Linked DNA regions of Homo sapiens: all the other regions are linked to region 3. The links are chromatin contacts, found by Hi-C or POLR2A ChIA-PET in ENCODE. All regions are on one chromosome and are shown on one strand. Each heading gives the region's core, a stretch centred on a gene start or an enhancer-like site at or near the end of the contact. The rest is flanking DNA. Distances are from core to core; before and after follow the strand shown.

Region 1 (4,770 bases), core at 192-2,691, 72 kb after region 3:
AACAAATTGAAATTCAAACTAAATCTGTGAACCAAACTGAAAATTTTGAAAATACTTCAGGACCAAACCATAACCCAGGAGAGAGTTCATCGGCTTTGATTCCCGGTCAAGGTGACCCTCAACTATTGCACCTCCCTAATCAGGGAAGAAAAGAAGGAAAACAAAGTTTTTGAGAAGACTCTATCCTAGGCCTCGTTTCCTTCCCACATTATAGCTTCGATCTCCAGCTTTTTAAGGCTTAGTAGCTGCAGTCTCTATATAATGTTATATTGGGAATGTTATATTGAAAATATAACTTGGATGCTGAAAGAAAGGAAAAGTCTTGCTTATTAAAGTGGTGTCTATTTTCAAATAAAACCCTTTTCTTTCTTTTAGGGAACTCAGAAACAAAGCAAATATTCAATTTGGAGATAATGGAACAACAATATCTGCTGTTAGCAACAAGGCCTATGTTTTTGAACGAGACCAATCTGTTGGAGACCCTAAAATTGACTTAATTAGAACATTAAATATTCCTGTATTGGTAAGTAGGCATTTTAATACCATTAAGTTGGATTTTGGAAGAAAGGAAAAAGCTAAGTTAATGCTCTTTATGATTTTACATTTAGGAGCCATTAAGTTATGTTGAAATATACATATATAAAAAGAAAAATACTTCTTTTCTTTTCTTTAAAGTACATCTTGGACTTTTTTCTAAGATGTATCAAATAAGGTCTTTTCAAATGATGACAAAATTCAGATTTTAGGATTTGTTTTCATAATTTCTTCCTGGGTGTTCAGGATTAGCAATTGTGCAAATAAATATGCCCCTAGGATTTTTTGGTAGCTAATAATTTTAAAAATGTTTATTTGCCCCTTGTTTTCATTCAGAAATTCTAGCAATGAAATTTGTATACCATTTCTTACTTCAGATTTTTATGTTGGATTTTATACTCTCAAAATTCATAAATTGACACCAGAAATCAATAGACTGGCAGCCTACTGTGATTTCAGTGGGCTCTGTTTATAATGGTAATTCTACCTAATAACGACACCTATTCTACATCTATTCTATACTGAGACCCATGAGACTTTCTTTTTTTTTAAATTAAATTAATTTATTTATTATTAATTTTTTTTGAGACAGGGTCTTGCTCTGTCGCCCAGGCTGGAGTGCAGTCAGTGGCTCCATCACAGCTCACTGAAGCTTCTACCTCCTGGGCTCCAGGGATCCTCCTGTGTCGGCCAGGGACTCCAGGCGTGAACCACTGTTCCTGGGCTGGCCCAGTAAACATTCTAATTCACCTACACCAACCCCTGCCGACTCTCCCACCCTAACCCCTAGGTGACCGCTCCATATGCAGCTGGACACTGATGATGGACCCAGGACCTAGACAGTATGAGGTCCCTGCCACCTAGTCCCAGGGGTGTAGGTCGGGTTTATAATGAGCCTCTGGCCCTGCTTAGGCGGAAGGTAGCGCCACCTTGTGGCCAAAGATGCCCACATGTTTACAAGAGCTTTTCCCCTTTTGTGGTGTCTGGATAACTCAGAGCCTGCAAATGGTCTCTTTGTAAATATTACACTTACAAAATGCAGTACTGGGAAAGGACAGAGAAGAGGCTTTGTCTTCCATATGCAGCCAGAAAGGAGCTCACTGCCTGATTTTTCAGCTATTTAATCTCAACCTTTACATTTATATTTCCAACCCCCTTTGCTATGGGGTAGTAGGAGAGAGTGGATGGAGGTGCTTTGGAGGGGATGCTGCTGTCTTAATATACCTCTGCTCCGCAGACTGTCATAGAGTGGTCCCAGGTGCACTTCCTCAGGGAGATCATCGAGGCCATGTTGAAAGCCTATCAGCAGAAGCTCTTTGTGACTCACACAGTTGACGAATTGCTCTGGGGCTACAAAGATGAAATCTTGTCCCTTATCCATGTTTTCAGGCCCGATATCTCTCCCTATTTTGGCCTATTCTATGAGGTAAGTAGATTTTTCTTTTCAGAACCTCTTTTTTTAGCTGACAGTGGGTTGGGGCACCCCAAGCCAGATTAACTTTGAGTTTCTTCTAGAAATTGCCTAGAGTTAAGTTATCTTATAGAGTGTGTGAAAAATGGAGTGTTTTTTGGAAAGAAAAAAAACTTGAGGCCGGGTGCGGTGGCTAATGCCTGTAATTCCAGGACTTTGGGAGACCGAGGTGGGTGGATCATTTGAGGTTAAGACTTTGAGACCAGCCTGGCCAACATGGCAAAACTCTATCTCTACTAAAAATACAAAAATTAGCCAGCTGTGGTGATGTACACCTGTAATCTCACCTACTCAGGAGACTGAGGCAGGTAAGTTGCATGAACCCAGGAGGCAGAGGTTGCAGTGAGCTGAAATTACACCACTGTACTCCAGCCAGGGTGACAGAGCAAGACTCTGTCTAAAAAAGCCAAAAAAAAAACAAAAACAAAAACAAAAACAAAAACCCTGGAGTGCAGTGGATAGTTGGGAAGTTGGTAAAAGATAAAATAACCCCAGGAAGAGGATTAGATTAGGGGTGTGCTCTGGGATTGTGATGGGTCTCCTCAGCTTTAAATTTGTAGCTGTTTTCTGGCTCTGCCTGTTCAAGAGTCTTACCCTCTTCATGTAATCCTGTAGCATTCCAGTTTTTATGGCAAACAGCAATAATTGTGTCCCTGGGCCTTCAAGGTTATATAAAACGTAGAAATTGTTAAAATAGAATTGTGAGCAAGTTTTAAAAAATTATATGTGTGAGAGACAGGAGTCCTAAAAGTAGGGCCTCACCAACTCTGAATGCATCATTCGGGAGAAGCAGACCAGGCAGGAGTTCCCTAGAGGGTCCTGTCTCAGAGGAATACAGCTTCACAGGACCAGAGGAAGCACAGATTTCCTGTCAAGCCCTGACTGAACCTCCCTTCTAGAAATAATTTCAGGAGAGCCTCCTACTGAGAGATATTATGCAAAGGTTCCCTCGAGGCCCTTTTGTTCCCAGTGGCTTCAATCCATCAGCCAAGTAGATCTTGTTGCTAATATCTCACTGTTTCTCAGATAATTTGCATTATATAACTCACTTTTTTTGTTTTTACATCATTGAATTCACCAGACTGATAGCCACACTATCTTATGTGGTTGTGAGGATTTCATGAGATGATTCATGCAAAAATTTTAGAACAGAGCCAGGAATATTATACTCAACAATTGTTCACTCCTATTATTATAGAGGAGCTACTACCTGTGCTATTTCTGAGAAATCATAGCTACATGCCCAAATAAAGAATTTTAGGAATGTAGTGTCTGTATGTGCCCTTAAGAAGTATAACTTGGAGAGAATATACAATTGAAGAAACCTTAATTGAAAATAGGGCTATATTAATACCGTCTTCTTCCAGTGTAGCTATTCTGGTATAATTGGTCCTGGTCCTGGACTTAGGCTTTTAAATTTGTTATTATTGAGAAATAATTCACTTACTATAACATTTACCATTTTAAAATGTACAATTCAGTAGTCCTTAGTATAGTCACAAGGTTGTGCAACCATTACTGCTAATTCCAGAACATTTTCATTATCCCAAAAAAGAAACTGCATACTCTCTTAGCAGTCACTCCTATTCCTGTCTTACTCTCCCAGGCCCTGGCAACCACTAATCTACTTTCTGGCTCTGTGAATTTGCATATTCTGGACATCTCATATAAATGGAGTCATATAATATATGCCCTTCTGTGTCTGCTTTTTAAATTTAGTGTAATGTTGTCAGGGTTCATCCATGTTGTAGCATGTATCAGTGTTCCATTCCTTTTTATAACTGAGGAATATTCCGTTGTGTAGATATACCACATTTTGCTTATCCATTTATCAGTTGATGGACATTTGGGTTGTGTTCCTTCTTGGCTATTATTAGAAGTGCTGCTATGAATATTTGTTCATACAAGCTTTTATATGAACATTGGGTATATACCTTGAAGTGGAATTCTCTTGAGTATATACATAGGTGTGGAATTTTGGAGTCCTATGAATTCTGTTTAACTTTGTTAAGAACTGACAAACTGTTTTCTGCAGTGACTGCAACATTTTTATATTCCTGCTAGCAATGTATAAAGGTTCCAATTTCTCCACATCCTCACCAACGCTTACTATTTTTCTTTTTTTTTTTTTTAATTGCCCTCCTAGTGGGTGTGAAGTGGTATCTCATTGTGGTTTTGATTTGCATTTCCCTAATGACTAATGATGCTGAACATGTTTTTATGTGCTCTCTGGCCATTAGTATATTTTCTTTTCAGAAATGTCTCTTCAAATCCTTTGCCCATTTTAAAATTGAGCTCCTACTTTTTAAAACCATAAAATAATAATATGGTTAATATAGTATTTAGCAAAATAGTCACTATTTTCTGGTCCTGGTTCAGTCTTGTGTAGCAGTTAGGCCCTAGTAGGACAGTTAGATGAAGATTAAATTTTTTAGTTACTGTATCAGTTAGGGTTGCCAGAGAAACTGAATCAAGAGGGTGTATATGTAGAGATGAGAAAGAGGGAGAGAAAGAAATTTATATTATGGAATTGGCTTATGTGATTATGGGAGCTGGTAAGTCTGAAATCCATAGAGCAGGCCAGCAGCTGGAAACTCAGGTAAAAGTTGATGATGTGGTCTTGAGTTTGAAATCTGTAGGGTGGGCTGCAACCTGGAAATCCAGGCAGAATTTCGATGTTGCAGTCTTGAGGAGAATTCCTCCTCTAAGAAACCTCTGTTTTTGCTTGTAAGGCTTTGAACAGATTGGAGGGGGCCCAGCCACTC
Region 2 (4,261 bases), core at 1,636-4,135, 120 kb before region 3:
AGATACAAACATGATATTAGAATCATTCTCTTATTTTGCTCTAATGTAAATAGTGGCTGAGCAAGAATTTTGACAGTCTTAAATAGTAAAGAGCTAACGGAAATAAGGAGGGCATATCAGCTTCATTAGTTTTAATAAATCACTGAGATTTATAATACACCACAGTGACCCTAAATAGAGTTGGCACCTAGTTGATGGTTAACTAGACTGTCTTAACAGTAACTCCCTTTGGTTTGGTCAGGGAGCACTGAGAGATGACTGCCATGTAAATATAGCTAAGTACACTCTGGCCTAAGGTGACATTAATTACATGGTGTAGCTGAGCAAGGAAAATCAAACAAGTTAATAACAAGGATTTCACTTGGGATCATAAAAAATTGTATTGTTATAAAATGTTTTTGTTATAATGAATTGAATATAAAATCTAAAAACACAAATTATTCTGCTTTATTTTTCATTTTCATATGACTTGGCATTGCTAAAGCCTATTAAAACCTTAAAATCTATTTTTTCTCTGTTGCTTCAGTGCATATTTCAGTATATACCATTCAAATAACAACAAGGAAAAATATCAAAGGACATAATACATAAAAGCTGTGATTAAAAGTGAGATTCATGGCCAGGTGCAGTGGCTTACACCCATAATCCCAGCACTTTCGAAGGCTGAGACAGAAGGATTACTTGAGCCTAGGAGCTTGAGACAAGCCTGGGCAACATAGTGGGACTCTGTCTCTACAAAAATAAAAACAAAAATAAAAAGTTAGCTGGGCATGGTAGCGTGCGCCTGTAGTTCTCGCTACTAGAAAGGCTAAGATGGGAGGATAGCTTGAGGCTGAGAGATTGAGGCTGCAATGAGCCATGATCACACCACTCACTTTAGCCTGGGCAATAGAGGGTGACCCTGTCTCAGAAAAAAAAAAAAAGTGAGATTTGTGTGAAAGGAAACTAATAAAGGTGTGTTGATATTAAACATCAACATGTTTTATGAGGGGCAGTATTAGTATTTTCTCCCAAGGTCAGATTTCTTCATTTTAAAAAGTGTTTTCATTTTTAAAAATTGATGACATGACAGGTCTAAACAAAACTTTTCCAACTAGAATGCATAAATTAAGAGAAAACTTGTTTTGGAAGTTAATATTTCTCTTCAGATTAACACAGTTATTTTATGCTGGTGAACATAGAAATTGTACTTCAAAAAAATGTGAGATGTAGCTTTCGTAGCTTACAAAAGTGTTTTACTGTAATGCTGTTTTCTATTCTTCTCTTTCCACTTTAGGAGAACCTCCAGAATTCCCCTTTACGAATTTGGACCAGTAGAAGCTGTCACTATTGGCTCTGTAGATTTGGCTTTACCCTTAACTTTCGCTTTTTGACAACAAAAATATCTCCTGATGTTGATTCAGCATTTATTTTTACTACTTTGAAAGCAGTTGGGGCTGAATTTTGTATTAAAAAAGTGATGATTTAGTAGCACTGGCTGGAGCTATATACTGTGCAGGAAGATTCTGTGCAAACCTCTGCATAGTTCTGCCAATGCACCGCCATGCTGGCCTGTAGCATCCCTTATTATTCCATAGCTGTGTCTTTTTGAGCACAGAAAAACAGAAAACACCACCACCAACAGACAAACCAAACCTCGTGTGATTTGATATGATTGGCAATATCTCTAAAATCAATGTGAGATTAGAATGAAATCCCAATACTCATTTGTCCAGTGATCCAAACCAAAAAGTGCATTCATAGATGGTGAAAGGGAAAACCAGTGCTACTACGTAAAAATAAAAGAAAAAGAAAAAATCTTTAATACATCTCAGATGTCAATATTTATTCTGGATATTTTAAAAGGCTTTTCTTTATAGTGTTTTTTACAGCTGTTTATATCAACTCAGCTGCTACTTCAATGGTTTTCCCTTTCACTCTCTATTTATCTTTTTGATTGATTAATATAAATGTTTTTACTCTAAAAAGTGAAAGGTAAAAGCAGACCTATAGCAGCTGAGTCAGTACTGACAACTACAAAACAAATGTTCCTGCAGGGGGCTGGAGGAACTTCTTATACTTAATAGACAGATGGAAAGATAAGACTTGGCTCGTTTCTTTTTCTTTCTTTTTTTAATTTGGTCTCATGTCAAGTTTGATGTTATGAAATGATTATCCAGAAGTTTTTTTTTTTTAAGTGAAAGCAGACAAAAGAGAAAATCTTAATTTAAGCTTTTAAAGCATATATACAAATTATTTTCTTTGCTCAAGGATAGAAATGGTTTATGCCAGGCTAGGAGTAGAAAACATTTATTTTAATCATATGATTAATTCAAATTGGAAATGTTCTTGTTAAATTTATAGCTCAAAAGACAGGTGGAGAATAAATTGTTTCAGCTTTATTAATACTGTTCTTGTGGAATAAAGTATTAGAATTGAAAGGAACATGAGAGATCGTCTAGAATACTCTTTCCAATTACAGATGAAAAAAATGGAAACACAGGGAAGTTATGTAACAGAAACTAGACAAGAACCTAAGGTGTTTGGCTCTTCGCCTGATCATATTGCCCCTCGGATCATGTTCATGTACCCATTCCTTGCCAGGCAAACATAATTGTGTAACAGTAAAGTTTGTGTTTCTTCCCCTTACTGTATTTACTAAGTGTGTACTGATTTAGTCTTTCCTGATAATAACAAAAGTGAAGAGATTTTATCAATTGATATTGTTCATTCATTTTTCTTAGGAAGTAACCTGTGTTACAGAGCTTGAATTTTTATGGGACTTTTTCATTTCTTTTCCTGTATATGCCCCAAAAGGAGCACAAGAAGTACTTTTTTGTTTTTTTAAGAGAGTGTCTCACTCTGTTGCCAAGGCTGGAGTGCAGTGGCACGAACATGACTCATTACAGCTTCAAACTCCCAGGCTCAAGCGATCCTCCCACCTCAGCCTCCTGACTAGCCAAAACTACAGGCATGCACCACCATGCCAGGCTAATTTTATTTTTATTTTTGTAGAGATGGGGTCTCACTATGCTGCCCAGGCTGGTCTCGAACTCCTGGCCTCAAGTGATCCTCCCACCTCAGTCTCCTGGAAAGTACTTCTTTATTAGATTAATAGAGTCTAGGAATACATTTTAGACAGTGATCTAATATTTTACGTGTACTTAATTCTGGTGAAATACTTTTTATACATAGCATGCAGCCAGATACAAAGTCAGTTTAGGAATATAGCCAATATAAATATTAAAGTCTATACTCTGATTTCTGTAGGTAAATGGGAAACTGATAGTCCTATATTAGTACTTTCTTAGTCATATATGTATATGTGGATATATATATAACTTCTATTCCTTATGATTATTATTAAAGAGAGATGTGTGTATGTATGTATAGATAATATAATTCAATATGTGTTGAATAAGTGAAGATCTTTAAAAATAAATAGTAAATAGTAAAACTAGAAAGTTCTCAAGAAAAAGTTAGTCTTAGTCATATGTTCTCTAGTTAAGAAAGTTTTATCATAGTACATCATCCAAACCAGGTTTTATTATTGACAGTAGATTGGAAACCTACTAAATAGCCACCTTAAAGCTAAGAAGGAATATGCACCATTTATGCAGACATGAAAGATTTCCTATTACTAGAAAGTAGATGATAAAATAGTAATGTAGATACCTACTTAAAGTTAAGATATCACCATATAACTAAGTATCAACACGTTCTCATTGTTTTAATATCTTATTATTTAAGTTATGATATTGTGTGGCTCAGCTAAAATCTAAACCCTTAGTCTCCACAGTCTGAGATCCTAGCCTCTTAGCATACGCTGAACCTAGACATAAAGAACTATAGAGGCCGGGCGCGGTGGCTCACGCCTGTAATCCCAGCACTTTGGGAGGCTGAGGCGGGTGGATCACCTGAGGCCAGGAGTTCGAGACCAGCCTGGCCAACATGGCGAAACCCCATCTCTACTAAAAATACAAAAATTAGCTGGCCATGGTGGCGGGCACCTATAATCCCAGCTACTTGGGAGGCTGAGGCAGGAGAATCATTTGAACCCAGGAGGCGGAGGTTGCAGTGAGCCGAGATCGTGCCATTGCACTCCAGCCTGGGCGACAGGGCGAGATTCCATTTCAAAAAAAAAAGAACTATAGAAACGCTATTAACAGTCATGCACTTTATGGCATGTGTCATAGAAATGCATATTCAAACAGATCAAACAGCTGCCTTGTCAGAATAAAATGCACTTTAACATCCTCTAAAATTGGTACTTTTATTCCCA
Region 3 (4,710 bases), core at 1,815-4,314:
CATATTACAGTGCCTTAGTTAGGTAATTCTAGAGTCTTTGTGTCCTTCCCTGAAGCCTCTTCCACCTTCAGACCCCTTTTATCTATAATGTCTTTTTACACCAAATCTAATCCTTGCTACACCCATTGCTACAAAGTGTTTTTAAGAGATTCCAGCCTGGCCCCAATTCTTCTCTAGTGAGTCCTAGAAACTTCTTACTTGTTGCATAGATGTGTAGGTGTTGTTTTAAGGGCTTAACCCAACTCTACTGTGAAGATCTAGATGAAAGGACACAAAAAGATGAACTTAACAAAAAGTTACTCTCTGCATTTAACAGATCACTCTTAAATAGCTAAATGGCAGAAAGATGCTGAAATTACATCTAATCATAAGATTAATGACCCATTCAGCATTACTTATTAGTAAGTAACCCTCCATATTAAATGTCTTTACAAAGTTCATTATATGCACATTTACAACTAACTCATGCATCCAAGCACTTCATGAAATCAAATCTGAGAACAAATATTTTTGTTTAAGTACAGCCATACAACTCAAAATGGGGAATGTACGTGGCAGTGAGCTGAAACTTCATAGAATGTTAGAACTGGCAGAGATCCTAAAAGAAATCCAGTCTACTTTCTTCACTTTTCTTTTTCTGTTTTTTTTTTTTTTTTCAAGACAGGGTCTCACTCTGTTGCTCAAGCTAGGGTACAGTGGCAATTATAGCTCAATAGCTCACTGCAGCCTCAAACTCCTGGGCTCAAGGGATCCTCCAATCTCAGTCCCCCAAGTAGTTGGGACTACAGGTGTGCGGCACCATGCCTAGCTAAATTTTTAAATTGCTTTTGTAGAGAGAGGAGACAGGGTCTTGCTATGTTGCCCAGGCTGGTCTCAAACTTCGGGTTCAAGTGATCCTCCTGCCTCCGCTTCCCAAAGTGTTGGGATTACAGGCGCGAGCCACTTTCCTCATTTCTTTCCTTTCTTTTTTTTTTTTAATTCGAGACAGGGTTCCACTCTGTTACCCAGGCTGGAGTGCAATGGTGTAATCTTGGCTCACTGCAACCTCTGCCTCTCAGACTCAAGTAATCCCTCCACCTCAGCCTCTTGAGTAGCTGGGACTACAGGCATGTGCCACCATGCCTGGCTACCGCTTTCCTCTTTTTAATAAGGAAACTAAGTTCCAAGAGGAGAGTAAGGCAACCAGTGTAAAGGGAGGGCTTTCCTCTCCCCCACATGGCCTCTCATAGTTAATAAGCTTACCATTCTGCATTATGTTAGGTTCAGGAAAAATCTTGCTTGGCCCATAAAATAAAACTGGAAACAATTTTTCTAAATATTTACTGTTTTCACAGACACTAGTACATGATATATGGATATTTCCCTCTTTAAGAATTGCAAAAGGATACCGGACATGTATCCTAAAGAAATGAAAAAGTATGTTCTCAGAAAATTCTGTACACAAATGTCGATAGCAGCTTTCTACATATTAGCCCCAAAACTGGAATGTCCAAAACAACCTGAATGTCCTTCAACAAGTGAATGGATAAACAAACTGTGGTACATCCACACCAAGGAACACGACTCAGCAACAAAAATGAACTACTGATACACACAACTTGGATGGATCTCAGAGGCTTTATGATGAGTGAAAAAGAGCCAGTCTCAAACAGTTACATACTGTATTATTCTGTTTATCTAACATTCTCAAAAGAACTAACTTACAGAAATGGAGAGCAGCTTAGCGATTGACAAGGCTGGGGTGGGAAAAGAAGTGACAGCAAAGGGGTAATACTAAGAGTTCCTCTGTGGGGAAGGAACAGTTTTGTATCTTTATGTATACATATGACCAAATGTTACAGAACTCACACACCTGAGTGCAAGTAAGAGCTGATAAAATCCAAGTAAGGTCTCTAGTTCAATTAGCATATTCTGCCAATGACGTTTCCTGGTTTGGCAATGTGCTATCGTTATGTAAAATGGTACCACTGTAAGCAGCTAGGGGAAGGGTACATGGGACCTCTGTACTATTTCTGCAACTTCTGGTGAGCCTACAGTTATTTCAAAACAAAATTTTTAAATGGGGGGGAGAAGCTTCCCAAAGAAGCTCTTATGAATAACTGCTAGAAACAACTATGAATAATTGCTAACATGTACACGATACGTTCTATGTGCCAGTGACAACTTTACATGTGCTATCTCCATTAATCCTCACGACAATCTTAGAAAGCTGATTCCTAAGTTATTGCCCCATTTTATAGTTAGGAAAGTGAGCCCAGAAGGAGCAACCAACTTGCCTAAGGTCACCAGGCAAACAAGAGGAGAACTAGCCTTCTACTCAAGCCTTTCTGATTCTAGACTTTGGAATCTTCACCACCACATCGTGCTGTCTCCAAGACAGACGAATTCCATTCTCAAAAGATTGTCAAGGAGTCGGTAAAGGCAAAAACCTTCTTGTTCCTGCTCTGAGGCTACCACAACCGTACAAAATGTTAGCAGACCTCCCTAGCACCCCAGGCGCTCCCCCAACCCTGGGCTCCACTTGGCCACAGCCGCCATCTGGATACCAAAGGCTCCAGGGGCAGCAGATGCCTAACATCGGATACAGGGCTCCAGGCGCCCCGGGGCATCTGGCGAACAGTTGGTTGGCTAGGCCGGAAAAGGGTGGGTGGCTAGCAGGAGGGCACCAGCCTCCGCAGCGGACTCTGCGGCCATCACTTTCCCATCAGAAATGGGGATATTAGTCTACATCCCTGGGGGCGTGGGAGGCGGGGGTTGTGAGGATGACAGCAGGAAAAATCCTTTGCAAAGAGCAGCGCCAAGCGTTGGTTATCTCAGCGTATTATGTTGTACGTACAGGAAGCATTGAGGAGGGAAGGCAGGCTGGACCTCTCCCCTCGCCCCCGCCCCAGCAAGCGCGGGTCTCCAGGCGCCCCCGCGCGGCCCGCGTGGGATGCGCCCTCGGCCCGGGCGCTGAGTGTTTACCTGGACCTGCAGTTCACGCCCTCGCGCACCGGGGCCAACGTCCCCGGCCGGAGCCGCCGCCTGCGGTCCGCCATGGTGGCCCTAGCTTCGCGGCCACCGTCCGGGCTTGGGCGGTGTGTGTGCCCTGCTGCCGCCCCGTTGCTAGGACACCGCACAACCACCGCTGCCGGTATTTGCCCCGGGCGCCTGGCAACTCTGACGCCCCGCTGCGCGGTCCAACCCCTTCTCCGACGCCTGGGGACGTGGACCTGGCCGAGGGAAGGGAGAGGGTACCGGTCCTTGGTGTAATCACGTTTTACTCTGCTGGGAAGGCGTGTTCATCTTCCCACCGAAACGCGCCATAGACTGGATCAGGCGTTTTTTGCTCATCATCGTTTCAAAAAACGTTTACTGAAGGAAAGAAAGGAAGAAGGCAGGAGGAGCGATAAAGAGATAGCAAGAGAAAGAGGATGGAAAGTGGGGAAAATGAATAGATTTCTAAAGGTTGGGAAAGCCTTTTAGCAGGGAGATGTTTTCCTGGAGGTCTTGGAACTCTCTTGGTCTCACAGCCTCTGTAAACCGAGGGCTGCACACCTGTCTCTAGTCCCCAGCTGATTTCCAGAGGCCCTTCCAGCTCCTGTGTTGATTCTTCTGCCTCGACTCACTTCTAGCAGACAAGTACCATCCAGCTGACCCTGGTAGGCACGTGGCCACATAATACGGATTGCACGAGGGTGTGTTTCGTTTTTACTAAATTCTTATGCTACTTCTGAGTGTTTCTGATTTAAATATAAGCATTGGTTCTGCTACTTAATAATTATGCACTCCTGGGGGCAGGGTACTTACATTTTTAAGCTTCATTAATTACCTGGCCTGAAAATGGGGAAAATAATAGTATCTACCTGTAGGGTTATTGGGGATATTCGATGAATATAAAGAAATTAACACAGTGCCAGCATTTAAGAATCCCTCAAGAATTATTATTATGCAAGTACTATTATTCCAGCTGTGAACCGGGGGTGGTAATATTTGTCCTGACTACTTAACAGAGCTGTTGTGAGTTAGTTAATGGAGAAAGCTATGTAGGTAATCATTATAATTAGCCCAATTGTTATTTTTATTTTCTTTGATATTAGTCCGATTGTAATGCAAACTTTTTATTACTTTGAGGAGGTAGGGTTTCTGTAGAAATTCTGTGAGAACTGGGCCAAAAGTATGGTTATCTAGGCTGAATGGAGTCCTGCAGGAATGATTTGTAACAATTTGCCCAAACAATGCTTGATTAAACTAAAAAGCTTCTACACAGCAAAAGAAATAATCAGCAGAGTAAACAGCCCACAGAGTGGGAAAAATCTTTGCAATCTATATATCCAACAAAGGACTAATATTCAGAATCTACAAGGAACTCAAACAAGCCAGCAAGAAAAAAACAAGCAATCCCATCAACAAATGGGCTAAGGACATGAATAGACAATTCTCAAAAGAAGATATAAAAATGGTGAACAAACATATGAAAAAAGGCTAGATATCACTAATTATAAGGGAAATGCAAATCAAAACCACAATGTAATACCACCTTACTCCAGCAAAACTGGCCATAATCAAAAAATTTAAAAAATTAGATGTTGGTGTGGATGTGGGGAAAAGAGAACACTTTTACGCTGCTGGTGGGAATGTAAACTAGTAAAACCACTATGGAAAACAGTGTGGAGATTCCTTAAAGAACTAAAAGTGGATCTACCATTTCATCCAGCAGTCCCACTACCT

Evidence for each region. A loop is a pair of places that touch in the nucleus more often than their neighbours do. ChIA-PET counts read pairs that join two places held with the same protein, here RNA polymerase II (POLR2A). Pooled maps may share reads with other maps.
Region 1: a loop to region 3 is called in a map of gastrocnemius medialis, with 5 times the contacts of the local background. The contact joins the enhancer-like site here to the promoter of FAM47E in region 3. A Hi-C loop is called at or near these places in 51 of 168 maps with a recorded cell type or tissue (CD4-positive, alpha-beta T cell, CD4-positive, alpha-beta memory T cell, CD8-positive, alpha-beta T cell and 29 more), 21 of 37 single-sample maps with no recorded cell type and 46 of 50 pooled maps.
Region 2: a map of endothelial cell of umbilical vein shows a loop between it and region 3 (4-fold over the local background). The contact joins the enhancer-like site here to the promoter of FAM47E in region 3. A Hi-C loop is called at or near these places in 16 of 168 maps with a recorded cell type or tissue (CD4-positive, alpha-beta memory T cell, Caco-2, Calu3 and 11 more), 6 of 37 single-sample maps with no recorded cell type and 20 of 50 pooled maps. POLR2A ChIA-PET finds 5 or more read pairs at or near these places in 1 of 52 experiments (MCF 10A).

Annotation. Positions count from the first base shown.
Region 1 is chr4:76,176,707-76,181,476 of GRCh38, reverse strand. SCARB2 (scavenger receptor class B member 2) reads left to right here. Exons shown (of 12, transcript NM_005506.4): 3 at 376-523; 4 at 1,772-1,960. Among named protein-coding and RNA genes, the nearest start is that of NUP54, 31 kb to the right of the region's middle. RefSeq lists a silencer at 1,350-1,409. Within about 2 kb of position 1,441, at least 4 of the 41 ENCODE cell types and tissues checked have a DNase peak (open chromatin) inside an H3K27ac peak, as active enhancers do; they include dorsolateral prefrontal cortex, gastrocnemius medialis, heart right ventricle and 1 more, where a contact is called at or near this core.
Region 2 is chr4:76,372,720-76,376,980 of GRCh38, reverse strand. The region is part of intron 9 of CCDC158 (coiled-coil domain containing 158); the gene reads left to right. Among named protein-coding and RNA genes, the nearest start is that of CCDC158, 46 kb to the left of the region's middle. Within about 2 kb of position 2,885, at least 2 of the 41 ENCODE cell types and tissues checked have a DNase peak (open chromatin) inside an H3K27ac peak, as active enhancers do; they include endothelial cell of umbilical vein, where a contact is called at or near this core.
Region 3 is chr4:76,250,075-76,254,784 of GRCh38, reverse strand. It overlaps FAM47E (family with sequence similarity 47 member E), which reads right to left and starts at 3,064. Exons shown (of 8, transcript NM_001136570.3): 1 at 2,965-3,064. The coding sequence starts at 3,038. It overlaps FAM47E-STBD1 (FAM47E-STBD1 readthrough), which reads right to left and starts at 3,064. Exons shown (of 7, transcript NM_001242939.2): 1 at 2,965-3,064. The coding sequence starts at 3,038. It overlaps LOC105377286 (a long non-coding RNA gene), which reads left to right and starts at 3,108. Exons shown (of 3, transcript XR_938897.4): 1 at 3,108-3,677.